2 separate regions of the Homo sapiens genome follow, and region 2 is linked to region 1. The links are chromatin loops, found by intact Hi-C in ENCODE. Cell type or tissue: ascending aorta. All regions are shown on one strand. Region 1 overlaps SCFD2 (sec1 family domain containing 2). Region 2 overlaps SCFD2 (sec1 family domain containing 2).

Evidence for each region. Hi-C counts contacts between places; a loop is a spot of excess contacts. Peaks named below come from ENCODE experiments on the same cell type or tissue, not always from the same donor. Only the 100,000 strongest peaks of a DNase experiment are listed, where the experiment ranks them.
Region 2: a loop joins it to region 1, with 2.1 times the contacts of the local background. A loop is called at or near these places in 1 of 110 quality-filtered maps.

What each region holds. Positions count from the first base shown.
Region 1 is chr4:53,183,210-53,187,209 of GRCh38, reverse strand. All of the region lies in intron 4 of SCFD2 (sec1 family domain containing 2), which reads left to right. Among named protein-coding and RNA genes, the nearest start is that of SCFD2, 180 kb to the left of the region's middle. In ascending aorta, no CTCF peak of the experiment used is centred here; no DNase peak of the experiment used is centred here; H3K27ac peaks cover 1,698 bases.
Region 2 is chr4:53,132,844-53,136,843 of GRCh38, reverse strand. The region is part of intron 5 of SCFD2 (sec1 family domain containing 2); the gene reads left to right. Among named protein-coding and RNA genes, the nearest start is that of SCFD2-AS1, 210 kb to the right of the region's middle. In ascending aorta, no CTCF peak of the experiment used is centred here; no DNase peak of the experiment used is centred here.

The DNA of each region.
Region 1 (4,000 bases):
TGTGTTTTCTCATGTTTTTCTCATTTGTATATATTAATGTTTTGTGAAATGCTGAGCTCGGCTTTCCTTTCTTTTCTACTGGAGTTTTAATCTTATTAATTTGTACAAGCTTTTCATGTATTTATGACAGTAATTTTTTTTTCTGTTTGTCATTTGATACTGATTGACTTGATTGATACTTTTATAGCATAAATGCTTTTTTCTTTTTACAGTCAACTCTATCTTTTCCTTAATTGGTTTGTTTTGAAATGTTTATGGAAGACATTATGTCATGCGTTGTGTTGAGAGCCTGATAGTCATTATCTCCTTCATTCCACTGTGCAACCGTGTAAGTCAGATATTGTCATCATCCCCATTTTACGGTTGAATAAACTGACTCTACAAACAGCAAATTGGGAATCAAAACCATGTAGCCTAACTCAGAGCTGGCTCCCTTGAACATTTATTTAATTCTTCTCTTGCTTGATTTTGCTCTTGGTGTCCTATTTAGGCCTTCTACCTCTAAAGATTTTGTAACCATTCACCTGTATTTTCTTTCAGTATAATTATGGTTTAATGTTTACCTAATATTTAAATGTTTTATCTCATGATCTCTGGGATCTCTTTTGTTCTGTCATCTGCAGAAACAGAATAACTGCTTGTTGCTTTTTATTCATGACTCTTTCTTTGTTTTTAGAGCTGCTGCTAAATTCCTTTCTTCCTTTTTTCCCATATTAATGCTAGTATAAGTAAGTTCAACAAACATTTTCTGGACATGTTCTTCGTGCAAGAATCTCTGCCAAGCATTGTAGGAATACAAAAGTGAGTAAGACAGAGTCTGCCTCCCCAGAAACTTGTGATGTAATGACAAGAAAGAGAAGCATTCATAAAGAGCTTTAGGGGGAACTATGGTAAGTCCCGTAAGAGATACACATAATATAGTGGGAAAAGGGGGAGGTAGAATATAATATGAATTGGGAAATAATTAAGGAAGGATTTGTGAGGAAGTGAAATTTAAACCAGATCTTGAAGGGTGGGAAAGACTCAGACTCTAAAACTGGGATAATAATAGCACCATCTTATAGGACTGTCATAAAGATCAAGTGAGTTCATACATGTGAAGCGTGTGAGACACTACCTGGCATGCAGTCAAGACCTAAGTCAATGTTAAGCACTGTTTTCATGATCACAACTTGAACAAAAGTTAGAAAAGTGCTGACTGTAGAATAAGGCCTACCCTGTAGATTTTTACTTACGAAGCAGAATATCCCTTTGATTTTTTTGTGTTAGTAGTTGCTGAATTGTACATTTCACTGTTTTCACAAAGTTATCCATGTTGCATCTCAAGGAGGGCAGGATATTTCTGAAGGAAAATAAATTTAATTAACTTGGAGCCAGTTTTATTAACTTTTATATATTATGCTTTTATTTTGAAAATTGTTCATTGGCTACTAATTAACCTTAGAAAGAGGTTTAAGAGAGTCTGAGAGCCTTAGTTAAAGATTGTAATCACAGTTAAATTTAAATATCTTCAAACAGTGATATATATGTTATGGGTATGCCTTTTATTACTCTTGGTAACTTAATAGAGTAATTCCAGCTTAATTTAGATAATAAAAAGAGTTTTAAAAAATTATATTTGATACTTTTGCTGTTTTGGGGACTTGCAGGTTTCTCTTGGTTGCTGGTAGGACCCTGCCAGGGAACAACAGTCAACATGAGAGACTAGGAAGCAGGAAGCTTGGAGTCTACAATAGAATTTTAAGAGCAGCACTATATAGCATAATGGAGTGCCACTTGAAATGAAATAAATGCGTTATAATTATTATTATAATTCAAAGCAGCTAAGAGTTACTTACTTCTGTAATATATCTAAAATGTTAGTTTCCTATTCAGAGCAGCATTTTCAAGGGTGCCATTCTTGGTTTCCTGGTGCCAAGTATTATTTTCGATTAAAATTGCCATGGTTTACTACAACCTAAGGGCATGAGATAAGGTGTTTTGTGATTATGGTTGCTATACAGTTTACTTATCATAAATTTAATATCACAAAGGATTATCATTTCAAAAGAATTTTGTTACTCTCTATATTTCTCTTTGGATTGCAGGTTCCACTGTGTCAGCCCCTGTAGCCTGAATTAAGTGAAGAATATTTTTCTCTCTTATCAGTCTATAATGTTGAGAGTCAATTAGCTATTGGTAATGTTCACTGGCTTCTATTTAGGGAGAGTATTTTTATATTTTATTTGTTTTTTTCTAAATGCTTTTTCCCTCTAGCAAAGAGATGCATCAAATTCATCACAACAAATCCATCTACAAAGAGAATGCTTGCTCACCAGGAAAGTTAATCTCTTGTAGCTGGTAGAAAGATTGTTTCATGGGCCCGCAGGGTATATTAGAGCAAGTAAGAAGTTTCCAAGCTTCTACAAAGCCTCATGATAACAAACAAGAGTAGTTCTTTTTGCATAGCACTATTGATACTTGACATGAAGTAAACAGTAAGTGAGGGATTGATGAGTTGAGTTCCCTATTGCCAACAGCTTGCTTAAGAGTGGTTCACCAGCCATCTCAAAAGGCCTTTGGACAAACAGAGTAGATATTAGTTAAATTTGCTAGGATATATCTTATGCTTTTCTAATAAATGGACCCTAAAATACAGTAGATATAAGCAAGATAGAAATTTTATTCTTTCTCATGTAAAAATCTCCATCAGTGGTCTAGAGCTGGCAATGCAATTTCTTGGTATGAGGGTTCCAGTTACTGTTGTTCTGCTGTCTATACTATATCCATTTTGTGGTCCGAAATAGCTGTTTTAGCTCTTGAAATTATTTCCTGATTCCAGAGATCAAAGATAGAAACAGAAAGGAACAGATGGGTAGAGTATGTTCCCTTTAAGGTGATGACCCAGAAATTGTAATTTCACTACATCTCCCACCCTCCCATTGGCAAGATCTCACTTCCAGGACCACATCTAGTTGCAAGGACTGGTGGGAAATGTGGTCTTTTTCCCTAGGTAACCATGTGCCAAGCTAAACGGGTGGTTATGTTACTAAATGATGTAAGGAAAATTGAATATTTGGGCACAAGAAACAATCTCCAATACAATGGCCTTTACCACTAGTTATAGTACGGAAAGTCAGTGACATAAATTACATTTTTAAATGGGATATTTTTCTAGGAGTAGGTTACGTTATCTAGCTAATTTTGTAGTCTCTGAAAGGCATTTGTTGTATTAGGCAATGCTGATGAAACTGGCTACATCATCATCCTTGCTTGGATTAACTGTTGTATGTGCTTGCTCAGATTAACTGTTCTGTGTGTCATTGTTATGCAGATATGAAGCCAAGAACATGCAGCCTGTTATATGTTCAGGACACTTTTGAATGAAGAAATGAAAGCTAGTACAACTTTGTTCTAAAAGGTGTTTCTTTATAACTGTTAAGTAGTTTCCATCATCCTAGTAGCCAAAATGTAAGAAAGATGGAAGATTTCATAAGGGTTCCAAAGTTTAGGCATGTTCTTATTTTAATCCTGTTAAATGTTAGTTTTCATTTCTTTTTTTTTTTAATTTTATTATTATTATACTTTAAGTTTTAGGGTACATGTGCACAACGTGCAGGTCTGTTACATATGTATACATGTGCCATGTTGGTGTGCTGCACCCATTAACTCGCCATTTAGTATTAGGTATATCTCCTAATGCTATCCCTCCCCACTCCCCCACCCCACAACAGTCCCTGGTGTGTGATGTTCCCCTTCCTGTGTCCATGTGTTCTCATTGTTCAGTTCCCACCTATGAGTGAGAACATGCGGTGTTTGGTTTTTTTGTCCTTGCGATAGTTTGCTGAGGATGATGGTTTCCAGCTTCATCCATGTCCCTACAAAGGACATGAACTCATCATTTTTTATGGCTGCATAGTATTCCATGGTATATATGTGCCACATTTTCATAATCCGGTCTATTGTTGTTGGACATTTAGGTTGGTTCCAAGTCTTTCCTATTGTGAATAGTGCCGATATA
Region 2 (4,000 bases), 50 kb after region 1:
ATTAGTCTAAGCTCTCTAAGCATTGAAACCCTGGGACAGTGGTAATAGAATGTAGAGGCTCTGAGCACAGGATTCGGAGTCAAGTGGATCTGGGTTCTGGTTTTGACTCTGACTCTTAGTAGTTGTGTGCTGATTTCCATAAACTTGCATGTCTAATAAATGTAGCCCAAATATCTGAATTCAAGTGAAATGTATCTGTAATATGAACTTCTCTTTGGGAGAATTTATTTGCAGATACACTACTAGTTTTTCAAACATGGTTTGGGACAGACAATATGGTATTGTGTCTAAATCTGGAAATGGTAGAGTTAGTTTTCATTGTGTTTTCAGGTTTTCCATGACAATTCTTTCCTTTAATCCATCAAAGTATACTTTTTGGGAGTTTTGTGGATGTCTGGGTTTTTATGGTAGGTAAAAGGAGTCATAAGGCATAATATTATTGTGTTTTATTGATGGAAATGTTCTCAACAATTATCTAGTCTATTCGCTCTGCTCATGAGGACAACAAGGTTAATTGAGGCCACAAAAGGTTATTTGACTTGCCTCAAATCACCAATCATAGCCTGTTCAATGAGGGGATAGGACTAAGGTTTGTGTCTCCCAATTCCCAGTCCAGAATTCCTTTTACTAGACCAGTGATTCCCAACCTTTGGCTTACGGATCCCTGGGAAAACCTAAGACTTAGTGCAAAGGTTTACTGATTCATGTGTGCTTTATGTATCATCCATGAACTAAATATTACTCTCACATATAAATATACAAATATTTGTAGATACAGTTGTGATTTATAAAAGATAAATTTATTTAAAGACAGTGCTGAAGTTGCATAATTTTTTCCCATTTTTCAATTAACAGGTATCAAAAGCATAATTATATTGTGTCTTCATACTTTAAAAATGGTTGAAATCATGGGTTAGCACAGGAATCTCAAACTCAGGTATTTACAGAGGCTAGCAAGAAATATAAATAAGTAAAGTAGGTTAGGTTTTGGGGAAACAACAGTGAAAATGCAATGATAAATGGCAGGGATGTATAGTCTTACTAAAAGGGACAATAGGGAGTGGTGGAGACTGTGTCAAACTGGAGATCCTCTTTTTTTTTTTGAGATGGAGTCTCGCTCTGTTGCCAGGCTGGAGTGCAGTGGTACAATCTTGGCTCACTGCAACCTCTGCCTCCTGGATTCCAGCGATTCTCCTGCCTCAGCCTCCCGAGTAGCTGAGACTACAGGCACGTACCACCATGCCCAGCTAATTTTTCATATTTTTAGTAGAGATGGGGTTTCACCATGTTGGCCAGGATGGTCTCGATCTCTGATCTCTTGACCTTGTGATCCGCCCACCTCGGCCTCCCAAAGTGCTGGGATTATAGGCGTGAGCCACCACGCCTAGCCTGAGATCCTCTTATTTTTGCCAGGGAAGCATGAGTCTGGTATTGCCATCTCTCAAGAAACCAGGAATCTGGATTTTTAAAAATTTGAAATCACCAAAGTTTAAGAAATTGGTTTATTTTCCAAAACATTACATGAGTCAAATAAATCTTATTGGGGGACAGAATTCAGCTTGTGGACTTAACAATTTCCAGTCTTTATTCTAGAGCCCCCGCCTTAGGCATTGATTACAGAGGAATGCTTTTGAATTTCTAACTCTAGAAATTATTAGAAATCTAAAAGATCTCCAGATGGATAAAATGATGCCCTGTACTTTTATCAGAAAGCAAGGGAAAGTACCCAATGATCTCCTTTTTTGATTACTTTTAACTAAAAAAAAAAATTACATTTGTTTACATTTTAATCTGGCTTAAGTTTACTAGTGATGTAGAATAGTTTTTTGGTTTTTTTTTCAAATAGATTCTATAAAGTTACCATTTAAGTGGAAGTAGGCTTCTCATAGAACTCTGTCTATTGAACAGAAAAGGCTGAGAGGCAGTTTTGGGTTAAATACAAGGCAGACATCTCTGGAAACTAAAGCCAGCTAGAACGTCTGATTTACTCCATGAGAAGAGCTTCCCAGCATGAGGAACTGACTGACACTGGGCCTTCTGCATTGGTAGGAATTGCACTAATTGAGCTCTAGGTCTTTAAGAAACTAGAATGTGAAAAGTAAGTTTTATGGAAAAGTGTGAGGCTCTCCTCATGTTCTGTCAAGATGGTATGTTTTCTAGCTACAGCTATATCTGTGCTTCCTTTGCTATTTAATTCCCAAAACTTTGACATAAAATAATGGTATAGAGATTCCTGTTACTCGAATTGGAATAATCAAAAGCTTCACATTTATTTGCATAAAATGTATAAATTACCTTTGTAGTGAACCACGCTTTTTAAAAATTATCATCAACTTTTTAAAAATTTTGATTTTAGTTCTTCTCTAAATTTTTTCTTCTCTATTTTTCTCACCTGTTCATTACCTTGTTTAAATTCAACCATGTATAACAAATGAGGAAAGACAGGTCTGGTTTAAAAAGCACTGTTTTTTTTTTAAATTTTATTTTATTGTGATAAGAACACTTAACATGAGATCTACCCTCTTAAGTTTTGAAGTGTACAATACGGTATTGTTAACCATAGGCACCATGTTGCACAGCAGAATAAGTAGAATAAGTTCTACTCTTTCACCTTACATACCTGAAACTTTATGCCCATTGATTAGCAAGCAACTCCCCAGTTCCCCTCACCCCAGCCCTGGGTAACCATCATTTCACTCTTTGATTCTATGAATTTACCTATACCTCATATAAATGGAATCACACAGTATGTGCCCGTCTGTAACTGGCATATTTCACTTACTGTAATGTCCTCAAGGTTCATCCATGTTGTCACATATTACAGAATTTTCTTCTTTTTTAAGGTTGAATGAATAGTCCATTTTTTCAAAGAGATATTGGCATTCTGGTATTCCCTGAAGCACTATTCATAATTGTCAAGCTATGGAAACAACCTAAATGTTCATTGACAGACAAATGGAAAGCAGTGTTCTTAAAGACATTGGGAAGGTAGGCATAGTCTAGTGAGCTTTCAATTGGGGTTCTCTTACATTCCCCACTAGAAATCTAACAGAGCAGAGTCTTATCAACTGTGAATGAGGAAGGAGTTGAGGATTTGTTTTTCCTTGGGTTGTGGAAGGCAGCTCATGTTAATGTCTTTAGCTCTAGTTTCCAAAGGAAACCATGTATGTATTCTTATCCATAGTAAAACAAGACCACATTCTACAACCAGTAGTAAAAATCTATTTGCAATGATTTGTTTATGTTATCTCTCTTCTTTGGAAAAGTCTGGGTCTAATGTAGACCATATAAAATTATTATTGTTCTTCATGGCTACCACTTAATTATAAAAGCTTTCATCTCCATTAGCACAAGGCATGGACGTTTTGTTTATTATGTTTGAGAAGTTATGTCTTTCAAACAAAGCATTTTTCATACTTAGCCAAGTAATTTTCTCCAGCCTTGTAGAAAGTGAGTCTTCTTTATAACATATGAAGTACTTCCAAACAGAGAATTTTTTTTTTTTTTTTTTTTTTTGAGACGGAGTCTTGCACTGTCGCCCAGGCTGGAGTGCAGTGGCGCGATCTGGGCTCACTGCAAGCTCCGCCTCCCGGGTTCACGCCATTCTCCTGCTTCAGCCTCCCGAGTAGCTGGGACTACAGGCACCCGCCACCACGCCCGGCTAATTTCTTGTATTTTTAGTAGAGACGGGGTTTCACTGTGTTAGCCAGGATGGTCTCGATCTCCTGACCTTGTGATCCACCCGCCTCGGCCTCCCAAAGTGCTGGGATTACAGGCATGAGCCACCGCACCCGGCCTCAAACAGAGAATTGTAAAAGACAAGGAGCTAATAAGAATTTTTCCTCTTATGCTTCCCTTATTATCACCTCTGCATTCTTCTCTCATCCCACAGTTTTTCCTCAGTAATTCATCAAATTTCAGGATATGTATACCTGCATATTTCTGCTCCTCAGGACAGTATTCCAGTTGAAAGACAGTTTTCAGGATTTTGAAAATCTTT